2 separate regions of the Homo sapiens genome follow, and region 1 is linked to region 2. A link is an interaction called in ENCODE POLR2A ChIA-PET data of the cell type or tissue named here. Cell type or tissue: HepG2. All regions are shown on one strand. Links, peaks and the distances in the headings refer to the core of each region. The heading gives the core; the rest is flanking DNA.

Region 1 (5,226 bases), core at 227-5,226, 220 kb before region 2:
GAGCTGAAATTTCCTGCCAGCAACCAGCACCAGGTGAGTGAACCATGGTGAAGTGGATCCTCCAGCCGTAGTTAAATCTCCAGATGACTACAGCCCCAGCCAACATCTTGACTGCAACCTCATAAAACACTGTGAGCAGAAATCATCCAACTAAGCTGCTCCCAGATTCCTGACCCACAAAAACTACAGTAGGTAAGAAATGTTTATTGTGTTTTTTTTTTGAGATAGAGTCCTGCTCTGTTGCCCAGGCTGCAGTGCAGTGGTGCGATCTCAGCTCACCACAACCTCCGCCTCCCAGGTTCAAGCAATTCTCCTGCCTCAGCCTCCCGAGTAGCTGGGACTACAGGTGGGACCACATCCAGCTAATTTTTGTATTTTTAGTAGAGACGGGGTTTCACTATGTTGGTCAGGCTGGTCTCGAACTCCTGACCTCGTAATCTGCCTGCCTCAGCCTCCCAAAGTGCTGGGATTACAGTGAGCCACCGCTCCTGGCCTAAGAAATGTTTATTGTTTTAAACTGCTAAATTTGGGGTAATTTGTTACAGAGCATTAGAAAACTAATGGTGATTAGGTTTGGGGTCTGAGAGAAAGAGAGGAATCAAGAATGACTCAGCCGGGAGCGGTGGCTTGCACCTGTAGTCCCAGCACTTTGCAAGGGCGAGGTGGGAGGATTGCTTGAGGCTAGGAGTTTGATAGTAGGATACTAGCCTGGGCAACATAGCAAGGCCTTGTCTTTTTTTTTTTTTTTTTTTTTTTTTGAGACAGTCTAGTCTCGCTCTGTCGCCCAGGCTGGAGTGCAGTGGTGCGATCTCCACTCACTGCAAGCTCTGCCTCCCAGGTTCACACCATTCTCCTGCCTCAGCCTCCCGAATAGCTGGGACTACAGGCGCCCGCCACTACGCCTGGCTAATTTTTTGTATTTTTAGTAGAGACGGGGGTTTCACTGTGTTAGCCAGGATGGTCTCGATCTCCTGAACTCGTGATCCGCCCGCCTCGGCCTCCCAAAGTGCTGGGATTACAGGCGTGAGCCACCGTGCCCAGCCCGGCCTTGTCTCTTAAAGGAAAGAAAAGTGTTTTTTAATAGCCAGGTGTGGTGGCACGCATCTGTTGTCCCAGCTACTCAGGAGGCTGAGTGGGAAGATCACTTGAGCCCAGGAGATTGAGGCTGCAATGAGTCATGATCGTGCCAGTGCCCTCCCACTTGTGTGACAGAGCAAGACCTCAAAAAAAAAAAAAAGACTCCAAAACTTTGGGCCTGAAGAATTGGAAGATGGAGTGACAATTTACTGAAAAGGAAAGTACTGGAGTGTGCAGGAGGTGGGAGGGAATCAATAGTTTCGTTTTGGGCGTGTTAAGTTTGAGATGTCAATTATACAGCCAAAGGCAGAGGTTAAGTTGTCCTTCACTGCAAGGAGACCTGGGAAATGAATCTTCCTGAGTCCGCAGTTCAGGGGAAAGTTTGAGGCTAGGCATATAAATTGGTAAGTCAACAGTATTGTAGATTGCGATGAACACTATGGCACTGCATGATATCATCTCGTGAGTGAGTGTAGCTAGAAAGGGCTAGGACTCCCCAAATTTTAGAAGCTAGAAAAAGGACGATCCAATGAAGATTGAGGAGAACCAGCCAGTGAAGAAGGAAGGAGGAAAAGCAAGAGGGAATTTGCCAGTAAAGGAGGAGGGGATCAGGTGAATTCAATGGGTAGAATTGCTGTTCTCAAACGTTAGTGCACATCAGTCACCAGGAAGGCTTGTTAAAACACAGACTGCCAGGCCAGGTGCAGTGGCTTGCCTGTAATCCCAGGACTTTGGGAGGCCAAGGTGGGCAGATCACCTGAGGTCAGGAGTTCAAGACCAGCCTGGCCAACATGGTGAAACCCTGTCTCTACTAAAAATACAAAAATTAGCTGGGCATGATGGTGGGTGTCTGTAATCCCAGCTACTCAGGAGGCTGAGGCGGGAGAATCGCTTGAACCCGGGAAGCAGAGGTTGCAGTGAGCCGAGGTTGTGCCATTGCACTCCAGCCTGGGCAATAGAGTGAGACAAAAAAAAAACACAAAAAAAAAAACAGATTGCCAGGCCCGCCCCCAGAGTTTCTGATTGAGCAGGTATATTCGCTTCCCGAGACTGCTGTATAAATTACTACAAACTTGGTGGCTTAAAGCAACAAAAATATATTATCTCACAGTTCTGGATGCCAAAAGTCCGAAATTAAGGTGTCAGCACGCCACTTCCTTCAAAGGCTCAGAGGACAATCCTTCCTTGACTCTTCAGTTTCTGGTAGCTCCTGGTGTTCCACTTTTTTTTCCCCTGTAGGGTCTTGCTCTGTCATCCAGGCTGGAGTGCAGTGGTGCAATCACGGCTCACTGCAACTTCGATCTCCCAGGCTCAAGCAGTCCTCCCACCTCAGCCTCCTGAGTAGCTGGGACTGTAGGTACATACCACAAAGCCCAGCTAATTTTTTTGTTAATTTTTGTAGACAGGGTCTCACTATGTTGCCCAGGCTGGTCTCGAACTCCTGGGCTCATGTGATCCTCCTGCCTCAGCCTCCCAAAGTGCTGGAATTACAGGCATGAGCCACCTCACCTGGCCCATAATAATGTTTTGATATATATAGTGTATGCAGTAACAGGTATTCTATTTGTAGTTGTTAGGATGTTTAAGGTTAGCTGATTTAACAAACAACCGTAAAATCTTAGTAGCTTAATACAACAGGTTGTTACTTACATAAAGTCCAAAATGCTTTATGTAAGTCCAAGGATAATTCTCAGCTTCCTGCAGCCAGTGAGTGAAGGGAGAAAGAGTAAGGATTATGGAGGACATTTCAGGCTGAGTCTAGAAATGGGCTGTGTCCCTTCTGCACCCATTCCATTGGCCCAAGACCAGTCACATGGCCTCAACTTCACTGCAAGGAGACCTGGGAAATGAAGTCCTCCTGTGTGCCTAGGAAAGAAGAAACCAAGTTGGTGAGCATCAAAGCTGCAGTGAGCCGTGATTGCACCACTGCACTCTGCCACCTACCCTTCGACTTCTGGTTAATCATGTACTCATCTCTGAGGAGGGATCAGTGGGTGGGAAGGAGGGATTGGTGTATTAGTCTCCTATGGCTGAAATAGCAAATTACCACAGACTTACTACTTAGAACAACAGAAATGTATTCTCACATGGTTCTGTAGGCCAGAAGTCCAAAATCAAGGTGTCACCAGGGCCACACTCCCTCCAGAGGCTCTGAGAGAAAATCAGTTCTTTGCATCTTCCATCTCCTGGTGGCTCCAGGAGTTCCTTGGCTTGTGGCTGTAGAACTCCAATTTCTGTGTCTACCATCACATGGTGCTCTCCTCTTCTGTGTCTTCTCCTCTGTGTGTTTCTTAGAAGGACACTTGTCAGCCGGGTGCGGTGGCTCACGCCTGTAATCCCAGAACTTTGGGAAGCTGAAGTGGGTGGATCACGAGGTCAGGAATTCAAGACCAGCCTGGCCAAGATGGTGAAACCCCATCTCTACTAAAAATACTAAAATCAGCTGGGTGTGCTGGCAGGCGCCTGCCTGTAATCACATTTACTCGGGAGGCTGAGGCAGAGAATTGCTTGAACCTGGGAGGCGGAGGTTGCAGTGAGCCGAGATCACACCACAGCACTCCAGCCTGGGTGACAGAGCGAGGCTCTGTCTCAAAAACAAAAACAAAAAACAGACACTTGTCATCAGATTTAGGGGTCACACAGATAATGCAGTATCTTGAGATCCTGAATGTAATTATACCCGCAAAACCCTTTTTTCCAAATAAGGTCACCACAAGTTCTGGGGATTAGGACATAGACATATCTTTTTGGAGAACGCCATGCAACCCACTATAATCAGCTATAATTATTTTTGTAGAAAATGATGGGAACCTGACTTAGGATGGTGGCCTTGGAAAGAAGTGGCTGGGTTTGCAATGTACTTTAATGGTAGAGCAGAGAGGCGTTGGTGGTGGTTAGAAACAGAAGCTGAGGGGCTGGGCGCAGTGGCTTACACCTGTAATGTCAGCACTTTGGGAGGCCAAGGCAGTTGGATCACTTGAGGTCAGGAGTTCAACACCAGCCTGGCCAACATGGTGAAACCCTGTCTGTACTAAAAATACAAAAATTAGTCAGGTATGGTGGTGCATGCCTGTAATCCCAGCTACTCTGGAGGCTGAGACAGGAGAATTGCTTGAACGCAGGAGGCAGAGGTTGCAGTGAGCCATAATCGTGCCACTGCACTCCAGCCTGGTCAACAGAGTGAGACTCCATCTCAAAACAAACAAACAACAACAACAACAAAAACCTGGGTGTGGTGGCTCATGCCTGTAATCCCAGCACTTGGGGAGGCCGAGGTGAGCGGATCACTTGAGGTCAGGAGTTCGAGGTCAGCCTGGCCAACATGGTGAAACCCCGTCTCTACCAAAAATACAAAAATTAGCCGGGCGTAGTGGGTCATGCCTGTAATCCCAGCTACTTGGGAGAATGAGGCAGGAGAATCGCTTGAACCCAGGAGGCGGAGGTTGCAGTCAGCTGATTGCACCACTGTACTCCAGCCTGGGCGAAGAGTGAGACTCTGTCTCAACAACCACCAAAAAAATAAAAGCTGAGGGATGAGGCAGGTGGTGACTCAGCGTTTGGATACAGAACTGTGTGGCTCAGGACTGGGTTTCAAAAAGACCCCTCTGGGGCTATGTGGGGGACAGACTGGAGGGAGAAACTAGAAGCCAGGGAGAAGCCTAAAGTCAGGGTCCAGGTAGGAGAGCAGGAGCCCAGAGCCTGCCTGAGCCCTCAGGACAGAGAAGAGGGGTGGAGTGGAGACTCAGCAGGCAGGAGGGATCTGGCTAAGAGACTGATGCGCTGTTGGGGAAGAGGGGACAAGATGGAGCTTTGACCTCATGACTAGATAGATGGTGGGGCTGCCTCAGATGAGGAAACCAGGTGAGAGAATTTGGGGACATCAGAGGAAACTGCAGAGGCCACTGGGTGTGCACCTGCAACCAGGCACTGCAGACCCAGATCTGACTGTCAGGATCCCAGGCTCAGTGCCTCCTCCTCTGGGGCCTCCGCTCCTCGGGCCCCACTGCAGAGGCAGGAAGTACCGCCTGATGCTCAGCTTCCGCTGGGGGTGTTGGCACGGCCCAGCGCCCTCCCCACTCCCAGGGACCTTCCCACCTCGAGCCTGTAGCACTTTCACTTCCCCAGGTACCCAGCCCCTGCCCCCAGCAC
Region 2 (5,477 bases), core at 160-5,159:
GGTCAAGAGTTCAAGATCAGCCTGGCCAACATAAGTGAAACCCCGTCTCTACTAAAAATACAAAAAAATTTAGCCGGGCGTGGTGGTGGGCGCCTGTAGTCTCAGTTCCGTGGGAGGCTGAGGCAGGAGAATTGCTTGAACCCAGGAGGCAGAGGTTGCAGTGAGCCGAAATCAGGCCACTGCACTCCAGCCTGGGCGACAGGGCGAGACTCCGTCTCAAAAACAAAAAAAGAGAAATGGAAATCTAGTTTTTCACATGAAATCTCCCAGCTCCTTTTTTGCATTTGAAAACTTCATACAGTAAAATCCACTCCTTTTGGTGAACAGTTCTGAATTCTGATAAACCAGAGTCATGTAACCACCACAGTCAAAATCCGGAACTGTTCCTTCACACCCCCCCAGAATCTCTCTTGCTACTCCCCACTTTGGGGTCAACTCCTTCCCCTACTCTGGCAACGAAAGCTTTGTTCCTGGTTCGTATAGTTTTGCCTTTGCAGTGTCAGAATAAATCTTCCTGTTTTTATTTTCTATTGTTTTGATATGGGGTCTCGCTCTGTAGCTCAGACTGGAGTGCAGTGGTGCTATCGCAGCTCACTGCAGCCTCCACCTCCTGGGTTCAAGCGATTCTCCTGCCTCAGCCTCCTGAGTAGCTGGGATTACAGGGGTGCTCCACCACACCCAGCTAATTTTTGTATTTTTAGTAGAGACAGGGATTCACCATGTGGACCAGGCTGGTCTCCAACTCCTGACCTGAGGCAATCCACCTGCTTTGGCCTCCCAAAGTGCTGGGATTACAGGTGTGAGCTACCAGGCCCAGCCATCTTCCTGTTTTTAATTTTTTTTTTGAGATGGAGTTTTGCTCATGCTGCCCAGGCTGGAGTGCAGTGGTGCGATCTCGGCTCACTGCAACCTCCATCTCCCGGGTTCAAGCAATTCTCCTGCTTCAGCCTCCCAAGTAGCTGGGATTACAGGCCTGTGCCACCACACCCGATTAAGTTTGTATTTTTTTTTAGTAGAGATGAGGTTTCACCGTGTTGGCCAGGCTGGTCCCAAATACCTGACCTCAAGTGATCCACCCACCTTGGCCTCCCAAAATGCTGGGATTACAAGTGTGAGCCACTGCGCCTGGCCCGTTTTTATTTTTTTATTTTTATTTTTATTTTTATTTTTATTTTGGGACAGAGTCTCACTCTGTCGCCCAGGCTGGAGTGCAGTGGCGCGATCTTGGCTCACTGCAACGTCTGCCTCAGGTTCAAGCAATTCTCCTGCCTCAGCCTCCTGAGTAGCTGGGACTACGGACGCATGCCACGACGCCCGGCTAATTTTTTATATTTTCAGTAAAGACAGGGTTTTACCCTGTTAGCCAGGATGGTCTCAATCTCCTGACCTCATGATCTGCCCGCCTCAGCCTCCCAAAGTGTTGGGATTATAGGTGTGAGCCACCACGCCTGGCCCGTTTTTAAATCTTTACAAGTAACTGTAATTTTCTGGACGCGCTGCCTGTGAGCTTCTTGAAACTGGAGCCCTCGGCAGGCACGCCTGCCATCAGCGCCACCAAGCCCAGGTCTTGCTCTAAACTTTAGACCAGTGTCTAAGGAAACTCTGCTCAAAAAAGACAAGATTTGTCTCACTTCCCGTCTCTTTCTTCTGCTACGGCTGAAGCTGTGGTTCTGCTCTTGCTTCCTCTCCAAGTACTTTAGAACCTTAAATGACAGAACAGGGTGAGGTGACTCAAATGTGTAATCCCAGCACTTTGGGAATCTGAGGCGGGTGGATCACTTGAGGTCAGGAGTTGAAGACCAGCCTAGATAGCCGGGTGCGGTGGCTCACGCCTGTAATCCCAGCACTTTGGGAGGCCGAGGCGGGCGGATCACGAGGTCGGGAGATCGAGACCATCCTGGCTAACACGGTGAAACCCTGTCTCCACTAAAAATACAAAAAAGAATTAGCCAGGCATGGTGGTGGTCGCCTGTAGTCCCAACTACTCGGGAGGCTGAGGCAGGAGAATGGCGTAAACCCGGGAGGCAGAGCTTGCAGTGAGCCGAGATAGCGCCACTGCACTCCAGCCTGGGCAAAAGAGCGAGACTCCGTCTCAAAAAAAAAAAAAAAAAAAAAAAAAAACCCAGCCTGGCCAACATGGCGAAACTACATCTCTACTAAAATACTAAAAATACAAAACAAACAAACAAAAACCAGCTGGCTGTGCTGGCAGCACCTGTAGTCCCAGCTACCCAGGAGGCTGAGGCAGGAGCCAGGATCACGCAAGTGCACTCCAGCCTGGGCAATAGAGCAAGGCTCCATCTCAAAACAAAAAAAAAAATGACAGAACAGATTGGAGCCAGGACTTTGACCTCCCCACCCTGCACTGCACAAAGAGTCTGTGAACAGAGTGGTGTTTGAGTTCCTTTGGGAAAACACAGGTGCAAGATTAGAAACCCTTCAGGTTATTACTGGGGGCACCGGTGATCTGTTCAACATATGAACAAGACTGGGGTTCTTAGATGGCTGAGAAAGCTGGAAGGACTCGGGTGGTTGAGAGGTCTTGAGAAAGAGGACAAGGATTAGGGATGTGGAAGGAAAGGGTATGACATGGAACTCTGGGTATGGAGGGATGGGGTGGGAGCTTGTGGAGGTGGAGAGGCCAGTGGGTCTCTAGGGGAGGGAGGACATGAAGGATGGGGGAAGTCCAGGACAAAGTCTGGGGGCGTCTCAGAGGAAACTGGCTCCTGGGGGAACCTGGCTTCCGTCACTCCCTCGAGCACGTGTGACTTTGCTCAAGTTGTGCCTTCTCGATCATGCCATTGCACTCCAGCCTGGGGAGTGGAAAAGTATTACTCACTGAACAGGATGGTGCATGCACTGTGATTCACTTTGGTTGAAACCTCATGTGTACTCACATAAAGAACAGGAAGGACAGAACCTAGGTGGCATTGCTCTGCGAGGCAGGAATGCTGTGTTTTTTGTTGTTGGTGTTGTTATTGTTGTTTTTTGAGACAGAGTCTCACTTTGTCGCCCAGGCTGGAGTGCAGTGGCACGATCTCAGCTCACTGCAACCTCCGCCTCCCGGGTTCAAGCAATTCTCCCGCCTCAGCCTCCCGAGTAGCTAGGATTACAGGCGCCGGCCACCACACCCGGCTCATTTTTGTATTTTTAGTAGAGATGGGGGTTTCACCATGTTGGCCAGGCTGGTCTTGAACTCCTGACCTCGTGATCCACCCGCCTCGGCCTCCCAAAGTGCTGGGATTACAGGCGTGAGCCACCGCACCCGGCTATCTAGGCTGGTCTTGAACTCCTGACCTCAAGTGATCCACCCGCCTCAGATTCCCAAAGTGCTGGGATTACAGGCGTGAGCCACCGCACCCGGCCTGTCTTGTTTTAATCTTTGCTTGTCTCCGTGCTGTTTTTCACACTGCCCAGCAGCTGCTTTTGTGACTCAATGGTTATTAAACACAAGGCCTTAAGGACAGCCCCTACATTCCCAGTCAAGTCTGACGCCACCGGGCTGGTTCCTGGTCCCCGCTCTGCCCTGGCTCCCTCACTCTCCCCTGTACGCCCTCTGCTCCTTAAATCTGCAAAGTGCGTTGCTGCCTCTGGGCCTTTGCACTCGCGGTTTCCTCTTCCTTTCCCCCTCAGGCTGCCACAGGTGGGGGCGTGATGCTCCTGACCGCCTTTCCTAGTCCGGGTGCTGCGCACTTTTTCACAGAACTGCACTTCCTTTGTGGGTCTAATCACACTGCAGCCCGGAAGACACGTTCCTGGGCATTTCCTGTTCTTCAAACCTGGCAAAAATCCGGGAACCCTAACAAAGAACTCGAGAAATTTCTATGTAGCTCATTAAAGTGGCGCACTCACACGGTCTTGGCTTAGACTTGGACTTCCGGCCACTCAACCAATTTTAATGCTGTGCATTTGCGTTCTATTCAGGTTTTTTTTTTTTTTTCTTCTTTGAGATGGAGTCTCGCTCTGTTGCCCAGGCTGAAGTGCAATGGTGCGATCTTGGCTCACTGCAACCTCCGCCTCCTGGGTTCAAGCGATTCTCCTGCCTCAGCCTCTGGAGTAGCTGGGAATACAAGTGCGCACCACCATGCCCGGCTAATTTTTGTATTTTTAGTAGAGACAAGGTTTCACCATGTTGGCCAGGCTGGTCTCGAACTCCTGACCTCAAGTGATACGCTAGCCTCGGCCTCCGAAAGTGCTGGGATTACAGGCGTGAGCCACCGTGCCTGGCCAGATTTTGTTCTTAATGTGAGACCACATTCAATATGCTTAGCCCGCTCTTTCAAACTCCAGCGTGCGCTGTAGGAGCACTGTTTGCACGGCCCTGCATCCTCGCCTGCCCTGTCCCCGGGGCGCCCACGCCGCGAATGAAGGCGCCACGTCGTTGCGCACCCAAGCCGGTTTATTTGGTCTCCCGCACACACTCAGGCCTGCATCACCGGCCGTGATTTCTCCGCTTGCAGCTTCACTCCGGAGCCCGCGAAGCCGGTACCGCCCTGGGGGAGGTAGAGAGAAGGACGAGGTAGAGGCCGGCCCGGGGGTGACCAGTGGGGCTCCAGGTGGTAGTGGGGATTCCTAAGCGGGTCAAGGTGAAGCGGGTTGCTGGCTAAGGAGTAGGAGTTGGGGAGGGGGCGAGGCGACCGCAGTGGGTACGGATGGACAGGGCGCAGGGCGCAGAGAAGAGGGTAGAGAGTGGCAGGGGAGGAGCCTTGGGAGGGAGCGTGTGGAGGGGGTGGAGCCGTGGAGGGCTGGAGGCAGGGAAGGGGCGGGGCCTTGAAAAGGAAGGAGGAGGCGGGGCCTAGGAGAGCGGAGGGGGGGAAGGGCGGGGCCTTGCAGGAGAAAGCGGGGGGGGGGGGCGGCCTTACAGAGCAGAGAAGAAGGCGGGGCCTTGGAGAGTTGGGGGAAGGGGAGGGGACGAAGCCTTGGAGGGGGTGAAGGGGAGGGGCGGGGCCTTGGAGTGCTGGGGGAAGGGGAGGGGTGGGACTCTTACCCGCTGCAGCACGATGATGTCGCGGTCTGTGAGTTTGTCTCCAGTCACAGGGTCCACCATGTCCTTCCGAATCAGCTTCTCCACGCATTCGAGGGTGACCACAGCCCCACTACGGTGAGGCCGAAGGCGGGAGACTCTGATCAGGGGCCTTCCTGGGGACCTACTGGCCCCAAAGCCGGACCGCCCCGCAGGTTCCCGAGTGGTCCCTTCCCTCCCCTCCCAGGTGACTCACGAGGGCCGCAGCACAGCGCAGGGGGTGGCGTTGCTCAGGCTGTCGCGGGTCACGGCACACACGTAGCGCTCGCTGCGGGTGATGAGCCCCACGCGGTCCACGGAGCTGTCTAGCGGTGTGAAGTGCACGGGCGTCAGGTCCGACATGCGCAGGGGCTTCCCTGACATGGGGCAGGTCACCGTGCGGGACTGCAAGGGGCAGAGAGAGGCGGGCTCAGTAGGCAGGGCTGGCGCAGGTGGAGAGCGCGTGGTCCCTGTG

What was found. Peaks named below come from ENCODE experiments on the same cell type or tissue, not always from the same donor. Only the 100,000 strongest peaks of a DNase experiment are listed, where the experiment ranks them.
Region 1: POLR2A ChIA-PET joins it to region 2 with 6 read pairs; 2 of 35 experiments call an interaction of 5 or more read pairs at or near these places.

The regions. Positions count from the first base shown.
Region 1 is chr19:49,328,890-49,334,115 of GRCh38, forward strand. It overlaps a transcript of SLC6A16 not described here. Among named protein-coding and RNA genes, the nearest start is that of CD37, 3.9 kb to the right of the region's middle. RefSeq lists enhancers at 4,592-4,671, 4,942-5,211. In HepG2, for the core only: no CTCF peak of the experiment used is centred there; a DNase peak (open chromatin) is centred at 2,942; H3K4me3 peaks cover 302 bases.
Region 2 is chr19:49,551,330-49,556,806 of GRCh38, forward strand. It overlaps NOSIP (nitric oxide synthase interacting protein), which reads right to left. Exons shown (of 9, transcript NM_001270960.2): 7 at 5,220-5,407; 8 at 4,988-5,096; 9 at 4,139-4,493. The coding sequence ends at 4,422. Among named protein-coding and RNA genes, the nearest start is that of RCN3, 26 kb to the left of the region's middle. RefSeq lists an enhancer at 4,723-5,477. In HepG2, for the core only: no CTCF peak of the experiment used is centred there; a DNase peak (open chromatin) is centred at 2,352.